Linked DNA regions of Mus musculus: region 1 is linked to region 2. A link is a loop called in an ENCODE intact Hi-C map of the cell type or tissue named here. Cell type or tissue: gastrocnemius. All regions are shown on one strand.

Evidence for each region. A loop is a pair of places that touch in the nucleus more often than their neighbours do. Peaks named below come from ENCODE experiments on the same cell type or tissue, not always from the same donor. Only the 100,000 strongest peaks of a DNase experiment are listed, where the experiment ranks them.
Region 1: it touches region 2 in a loop (4-fold over the local background); 1 of 42 quality-filtered maps calls a loop at or near these places.

Annotation. Positions count from the first base shown.
Region 1 is chr2:170,279,068-170,283,067 of GRCm38, forward strand. No RefSeq gene overlaps it. Among named protein-coding and RNA genes, the nearest start is that of Gm34542, 38 kb to the right of the region's middle. In gastrocnemius, a CTCF peak has its summit at 1,886 (motif pointing left); no DNase peak of the experiment used is centred here.
Region 2 is chr2:170,004,287-170,008,286 of GRCm38, forward strand. It overlaps a transcript of Tshz2 not described here. Among named protein-coding and RNA genes, the nearest start is that of AY702102, 43 kb to the left of the region's middle. In gastrocnemius, no CTCF peak of the experiment used is centred here; DNase peaks (open chromatin) are centred at 2,227 and 2,758; H3K27ac peaks cover 1,097 bases.

The sequences.
Region 1 (4,000 bases), 270 kb after region 2:
AGAAGAGAAGCTAAATAAGAGAGCTGTGCCCTTTGCATATGGGGAAGGGAGCACACAGAAATATTTGATAGTAATGGTTAGTGTTTTCTACGATTTCACAGTCAGCCTAGAGCCCAGCAGCTCTGTCCCATTGAGTGATGGACATTAAGTAATAAGTGCCATGACACTGATGCTCAGAACAGTGACATGGTGTTAATGCCATTTCCATTATACACAGGAAGAGACTAGAATTCAGAGAGATTATGACGCTCCCCAGAGGCTGTAGCTAGCTGGTATTGGAGGAGGAATCTGCTTACGTTTATTTTATTGGCTATCAGAAAACTACCTAGGCTTTCTTCACTCACATGTAAACTTACATGTGACATCCTGGCTGACATCCCGTCACACAGGAAAACATTTCATCACTCGTTCTAATTACTCTCAACCCCTGCCGTGGGTGTGTGTGTTTGGCATGTGTGTATGTGTGTGTATATATGTGTATGGTGTGTGTGTATTTGTGGGTATGTGTGTGTGATGTGTGTGTGATGTTTGGTATGTGTGTATGTATGTGTGTGGGGGTGTGTGTATGCAGGTGTGTGGGATTCGATGTGAGTATATATGTGTGCGTGGTGTGTATGTGTATTTGTGATGTATGTGTGTGTGATGTGTGTAGTGTGTATGTATATGTGTGGTGTGTATGTGTGTGTGTGCACACATGTGAGCACACTTTGCTCTCAGGCTAGAAGAGGGTGTATTATCCGCCAGAGTTGTAAGGCGTTCCTTATGTGTGCAGGGAATCGATTCCTGTCCCCTGCAAGAGCAGCAGGAGCTCTAACTGCTGAGCCACCTCCCCAGCTCCTTCCCACTCTTTCTTGCTGGTCTACTTCAGCTTTTGAACCCAGTTTAGCTACAGTTCAGCCCCAAGTCTGGCTGTTTCTAGGCTAGCTACTTAACCTCTCTGAGCTTTAATGGGATTCCTAGGTTCAGCTTAGGGTTGATAGAGAAAGTAAGACTAAGGAAAGAAATTCCTGGGCACATCACAGCAGGCTCTTTTTTGTGCCTAAGACACCCCAAAGATAAGAGACTTCCTTTCTATCACGAGCTCTTCTAAGGGCAGAGTGAACACGTTTTCTGAGACCATCCTAGAGAGTAAGGAGTCCTCAGCACTTTAAGGCCATATTAAAGTCCTGACATAGATATCCATCCTGTCCCATAGTTTAAGATGGCCAAGGGGCCAGTATTGGTCTTCCTTATTATCGTAGGACAGTTTTTGAAAAGGGCCAAGTGGCAAATCCTCTAGACCTGGCGTGTAAACTCTGCTTGTCACTTAGCAGGAAAGCCTATGGACAGGAACAAGTGTCACTGTGTTCTAGTAACCGTGTAAGTGGCTGCTGGGGCTTAACTTTCAGTGTGGTAGGCAGTCTTTAAATTGCTGGGTTGGAATTCACTGTCTTTCTTGCCTTCTTCTCAAGAAACTCTTTCATTTGTTTTAACTGAGTATAACCAGACATTGCTATTCTGACATACTCCAATTAACTAATACTTTAGGTGCCAGACAGCATCCGTGCATGCACAGCTGAACCCCCCTAATGATCTGGGGTTGCTCGAATATTTGACTTTAAAAACTACAAACATTTTCAGAGAAGAGGTTTGTCCAGTGTTTAAATATATCCTGCTGCTGTGTGTAATGAAACTATTAGCACATTTGAAATAACGCCTCTGGAATTGAGGTCATTTCTGGTCGTCAGAGTTCGCTTTCTGGCTTCTGTATTCAGTGCTTTCTCTCAGCTGTGCACTTCACAAAGTCATGGCATGAATTGATGTGTGTAGGTCTGGGGAGCTCGGCGGACCCACATCCAGGCAGCTCACAACTTAACATCAGGGGATCCAGTGCCCTCTTTTGGACTTTGAGGGTAACAGCACTCAGGCGCAGGCTCCCAGCCCCCCTATACACATATACACATAATTTAAAATACAAATAAAACCTGTTAAAAAAAAGAAAGCCAAAACCTTGTGAAATTCAAAATAAAAATAGGAGTGTGCAAAAATACTTCAGTGCACATAAAATGTGGTGTGTCTCATTGTGGCCAAACACTATAGTTTCTAGTTGCATATTTGGTATTTTTAAAGTGGGTAATTTTAATCCTAAGTAATTTAAAAAACAGAGCTGCATTATCCCAAATATAAAAACAAAATTCAGAGCGTGGGTCCCACTAATAGCCAATACGCGTATGCAGTTATATGGGTTATTCATATTTTATATTCAATGCAGAGGTCTGGGGTGATGGCTTAGTGAGAGTGTCCACTGCCCTAGCATGAGGACCTGAGGTCAAATACCCAGGACCCATGTAAGAAGCTGGGCTCTGTCCATGGAGCATCTGAAACAACAGCACTGTAGGGGAGGAGACCTGGAGACTGGGGGCTGGTTGACTGTCAGCCTAGCTCCCTACTCAGTGACAGACTGTCTTAAAGGAACAGGGTAGATTGGGACAGCGTAAGACATCCAGTGGCTTTCTCTGGCCTCTGTGAATGCACAGAAGCATGAACTCCCTAGCACATGTCACACACACACACACACACACACACACACACACACACACACACACACACACACATATACACACATGGGTGAGCACACACATGCACACACACATTGTAATATTGATGTAATCAGGCAGCTGCTTTCAATATATGATCTACTTTGACCTCCAGAAATCTAGTGAGTTCCCTGTCAAACAGAACAAGATGTTATTGAGTTAATAATCAACCTGTGAGTAAAGATAACAAAATGGAGAGGGAAATGCATTCCTGCTGACTCAGCATGATGCTTTGGTGCCGGCAAAGATGATGCAAAAACGATGCAAAGAATGGGTGACCGACTTCTCCATCTTTACTGTGAACACAGCAGCAACAAACCGGTTTGTAAAGATCCACAAAGAACATTCAAGATTCGTCACTGGCCCTGAAACTGGAATTGCCCCTGAAATGTTAGAGGTCATGTAACAACAACAATAACAACAACAACAACAACAACAATAACACCTTGATATTTTTAAAATTGAACACAATCCGCCTAAAAATGTACACTGCCTGACCAGTAACAAATCATGAAGCTAGGTGAGATTTTAAAAAGCTGATATTAATTAAAACAAAACAAAAAACTGTATTGACCAATTGTGATAAGAGTGAGATTAAAATTTGGGGGTTTTGTTTTGTATTGCTTTTGAGACAGGATTTCTCTGTGTGATTAGCTCTGGCTGTCCTGGAACCGGCCGTGTAGACCAGGCTGGCCTTGAATTCATGAGATACCACCGCCCAGCCTAAAGTTTTGTTTTATTAGTCTCTTGACTTAAAAAAAAACAGTTTTTCTATTTAGTGTTATGTGTAAGGGTGTTCTGCCTGAATGTGCATGTTACTGTCACACTTGCTACTACGGTGGTAGCCTCCCATGTCCGGACAGCTCCTCTGAGCTCACTGCACAGTGTCTTTTCCAACATGGCTTCCTTCCCATTCTTTCCCTGATCTGGGGAGGCCTGATCCTAATCTTCTACCTTAGAAATGTCACATAGTCCTTGGCAAACCGGTAAATTCAGCTTCCTCTTTCCCAGTAAAAACCTGGGATTCCGGGCATGCCTCTTTATGCAAATGAAGCATTCATGGTACTCTGAACTCCAGCCAATGATTTTACATTCACTCTGGAAACTCCTTCCCACTCTGCACAGTTCATGTGCTGCCCTTGGTCCCCCCCCGCCCCCCCCGGAATAAAGTGTATGCACACCAACTGTTTCCCTGAAGATGATCTAGGAGAGCTGTTTCATCATCGTCGCAAAGAGCAGTGACACTAAAATCCAGGGAGAAGGCTTTCCTCAGAGAACCCCCACACCTCCCCACCCCCACCCCCAAACTCACTCCCAGCTGGACCAGGATCCTGCAGACCCCACCCGTTCCAGACTCACACTGTAAAACATCCCAGGATGAGTATCCAAATAAAAACCTAGCCAAAACTAAAAGTAACATTAGT
Region 2 (4,000 bases):
TTTATGTGTATAGGTGTTTTATCTTCATGTGTGTCTGTGTACCATGTGCCTGAGGTGTCCATGGAGACCAAGAGTGTGTTGGATCTCCTGGGACTGGAGTTACAGGCGGTTGTGGCTCACCACATAGTTGCTGGCAATTGAACCTGGGTCTTCTGGGAAAGCAGTCAGCGTTCTTAACCACTGAGCCATCCCTCCAGCCTCTAGGTAATTATCAGATTTTATTCAATAGTTTAATATTCCAGAATCTTGTCTTAATACATCTAGAATCACACACACAGATATGTATATATGCATGAAGATGTTCGTTGTAGTACTAAAGATAATTTGACCCTTGGCGTATATTCTGGAGGGAACTGAGAGGTGAGCTTGTGACGTTAGGTGCTGTTCACTACTAGGATCGTCTCTCATCCATTCCAGGAGGGTGGGGTGGGCAAGGTGGGTGAGTTAGTCAAACTGACAAAAGGGAAAGTGTGGGTGTTGTGTGATCCTCTCAAACTCATGACCTCTTCTCCTGAAAAGTGTGTGTGTGTGTGTGTGTGTGTGTGTGTGTGTGTGGTGTGTGTGGTATATGTGTGTGTGTGTGTGTGTGTGTGTGTGTGTGTGTGTGTGGTGTGTGTGTGTGTGTGTGTGGTGTGGTGTGTGTGTGTGTGTGTGTGTGTGTGTGGTGTGAGTGGTTACTGAGTCCACTTAGTGTTGCTCCCGTGTGTTTACGTTCAGGGCTCACAACTTGGGATTGGATAACCTAGGAGAGCAGAGGGCTCCTCCCTGGAGAAGCCTGACTCTCTCTCTCTCTCTCTCTCAGAGGACAGAGACTGCCTGTAGGGCACCTAGGGATAAGGCCTTTGTGAGACTTCCCCCATCCATGCTGGTGCGTGAGCTGACGTGAGCTGGTCTTGCTGAGATTCCATTAAGTGCAGCTTCCCTGTGCTTTCTAGGAGACAGGTCCTCACAGCAGATGCCCTGGCTCTCTGGTTCCCACTGTCTTTCCTCCCTGTCGTCCGAGATGCCTGAGCCTCAGGTAGGAGTCGTGTTGTGGGTACGTCAGTTGTGTTTAGCTTCTCTGTTTCAAGCAGTCGCAGCTTTCAGAATAGTTTAGGATTCCTGGACTGATATCTCTGGAGGATGCTTGGAGGAAAGGGGAAAGAAGCAAATGACAATATCCCAGCATCTCATAGTCTCATGGGTTCTGCTACTTTAACATTGTATTATCAAAACTTAAAATAAGTTTGTGTGCACGCGCGCACACACACACAAAAAAATGTAAGTGCTTCAGGCTACAACATCTTCTTCTGTCCCTGCAACAGCTCAATTTGCTAATTCACCAGATATTTGCTAAATGTCTGTCTGCCCTATGCTAGCACTGTTCTAGACTCTGGGGATGTAGCAATGAACTAGACCCACGCCATACCTGTTCTTGAAGCTTGTAGTTTAAGTCAAACTAAAAAGCTTAACCCCAACCTGGATGTGTCTACTTGCTTGTCCTGTGACCTTAAAAGCTCCATTTCCTTCTCTTGACCTTACTCACTTATGAGTGTGTCTGTTCGCTTGTCCTGTGACCTTAAAAGCTCCATTTTCTTCTCTTGGCCTTACACACTCATGATAGGATTGGGGGACAGGGGTTGTTTGTTTGTTTGTTATTTGGTTTTGTTTGTTTGCTATTGGGTATCAAAGAAGACCAAACAGATACTGCTGGCATCTGAGGCAGGGTAATTCTTTGTTGCAGAAAGCTATCTTGTGCACTGTAGTGTGTGTAGCAGCACCATGGGATGGCACCAATACTCCCAAATGCCACTAGCACTTTGTCACCCATCCTGGGATTAACAACCAAAAAACATTCCCAGACAGGGCCAGGTGTACTCTGGGGTGTGAGGAAGGAAGACTGACTCTCACATGGCTGCAATCAGTGGCCAGAGTTGACTCACACAAAACTATTTGCTACCTTGGTGACAGAGGTTTGTTCAGATGTCTTCATAAACGCATGCTGCTTCATCCCATCAGTTAGGAAAAGAGAGTCCACTTGTATCTTCTAATGAAACCAGGGGATGAGGAGAAAGAAGCAGAGATGCTGAGAGACTTTAATCTTCCCCGATTTTAACCTTCCCAGCTTGCACCATTCCTAGCTTTCAGGCTGAATCACTGGCTCAAGGCACCCGAGGACAGTGTGTCCTTCCGCCCTGTGCTCTGAGTATATACCCCACAGGTGACTTTTCCTGGAAAAATCTGTGGTTTCCTGGCAGGCAATCTGCCAAGTGTCTGGTGGAGTGGGCGTAGCGTGACGCTTCCCTCTCGAAGCCAATGTCCCGGGCTGCATGTGAGTTTTCTACTTTCAACCTTCTTCCCCGAGTGAGGAGGCAATGGTCCTTTAAAGAAGAAGTGGATGGGTCACCATTATTTGTCCAGATGGAGGCAAGGCCTCATGGATGACCTGCCTTCAGGATGCTACTGGAGACCAGTCTCAAATAAGTGTGTAGGAGGCTCTGGGATACTCATTTATAAATCCTAAAACAAGCAGAGACTCAATAGAACGGGACAGTGTAGACCAGGGTGTGACACTCAGGGGGAATGCACAGCCAGTGTAAAAAGATACTTGTAAGACGTTCTGTGTTCACTGCAGCCTCTTTCAGAATGCCAAAGTGATGGACGCCTACTCGTTAAAACCAGTCCTCAGGTGTCCTTGCTCAGCCCCGCCCCACATGAAGTACCAGCTGTCCCTGACAGTTCACCCCTAAAATGTTCCCAAGTCCTGTCCAAGCCCAGCCTCCCCTGGCTCAGCTTCCTCTTCTCTTCACGTTCATCTCCCTTTGCGCCTTCCTTGGATGTAGGGGAAGAGACTGTCCGCTCTTTTTCATAATCCTCTTACCCATTTCCCCACAGGGCCTGGGAGCCTTGCCGGGGTGGGGCAGAATTGTCTGGAGCACACTGGAACAATGGGGAAGGGGCAAACTGAGGGACTTTTGGAAAGAGTGAGTAGATGCCAGCAAGAGGAAGAGAAAGGACAACTCACGTGTAGTCAGATGGGTGTAAAATGTATGAGAAAGCCTGTGGGAAATTTTGTGGCAGGATAGCAAGACACTGTGGTCTACGTGCCGTCTCTGGAGTAAGGGAAATGTGATTCTGAAGTGGAGTTTGAGGAAACATTGGTACCAGGACCTGTGAAGTCAGAGGGGATGGTGGGGGCAGCAGAAAGCTCAAGGTGTCTGCAGAAGTTGAGAAAACAACTATGCCAGACTGGACTGAGTGTGCCCAGAAAGCCCAGACTCATCTCTGCACAGAGGCCTCTGGAGTGCATTTCCTGTCAAGGGCATCCTGTGACACATTTCCAAATGAAAAAGTCATTCCCAATTGAGCTAGCCAAGGATCTTGAATAAATAATGTAGAGATTATTAAGACATTTTCCAGAGGACCCCAGCATTTCCTGTCTTGACAAGGAGGTTGGATTTGACATCAGCTGGATCAGGAGGTTACAAATAAAGGCTGTGACCCGAGCCAGACTTCCCTCCAAGTGTTTCCCAATAATCTTAGATTGGGATGCAAGACCAGTACTTGTAATCAATTCCTCTAAAACATGGCAACACATCTTCCATTAAGTAGTGAGCCTGGCCACGTGGACACACCACTGGCTAATTACTGCCCTGGGTGAGCGACCGGGCGGAAAGACTGACGTGAACTCTGACCTCGGTTGTTTCAGCAGTCAAATCTTAAACGAAGAGGCGATGAACAAAAGAAGATCTGATGGACTAGATGATTTGAGAATGATGAGATGTGTGTGTGTGTGTGTGTGTGTGTGTGTGTGTGTGTGTATGTGTATGTATGTTTGCGTATACATGTGGTGTGTGCATCTGTGTACACGAATGTGCACATGTGTACATGCCTGTGTGTATGTGTACACATGCTTCATGAGTGTGTGTGTGTGTGTGTGTGTGTGTGTGTGTGTGTGTGTGTATTGGGAGGTAGTAATGATCTTAGAAGTAGTCATACAAAAAGTATTAGTGCAAGGTAT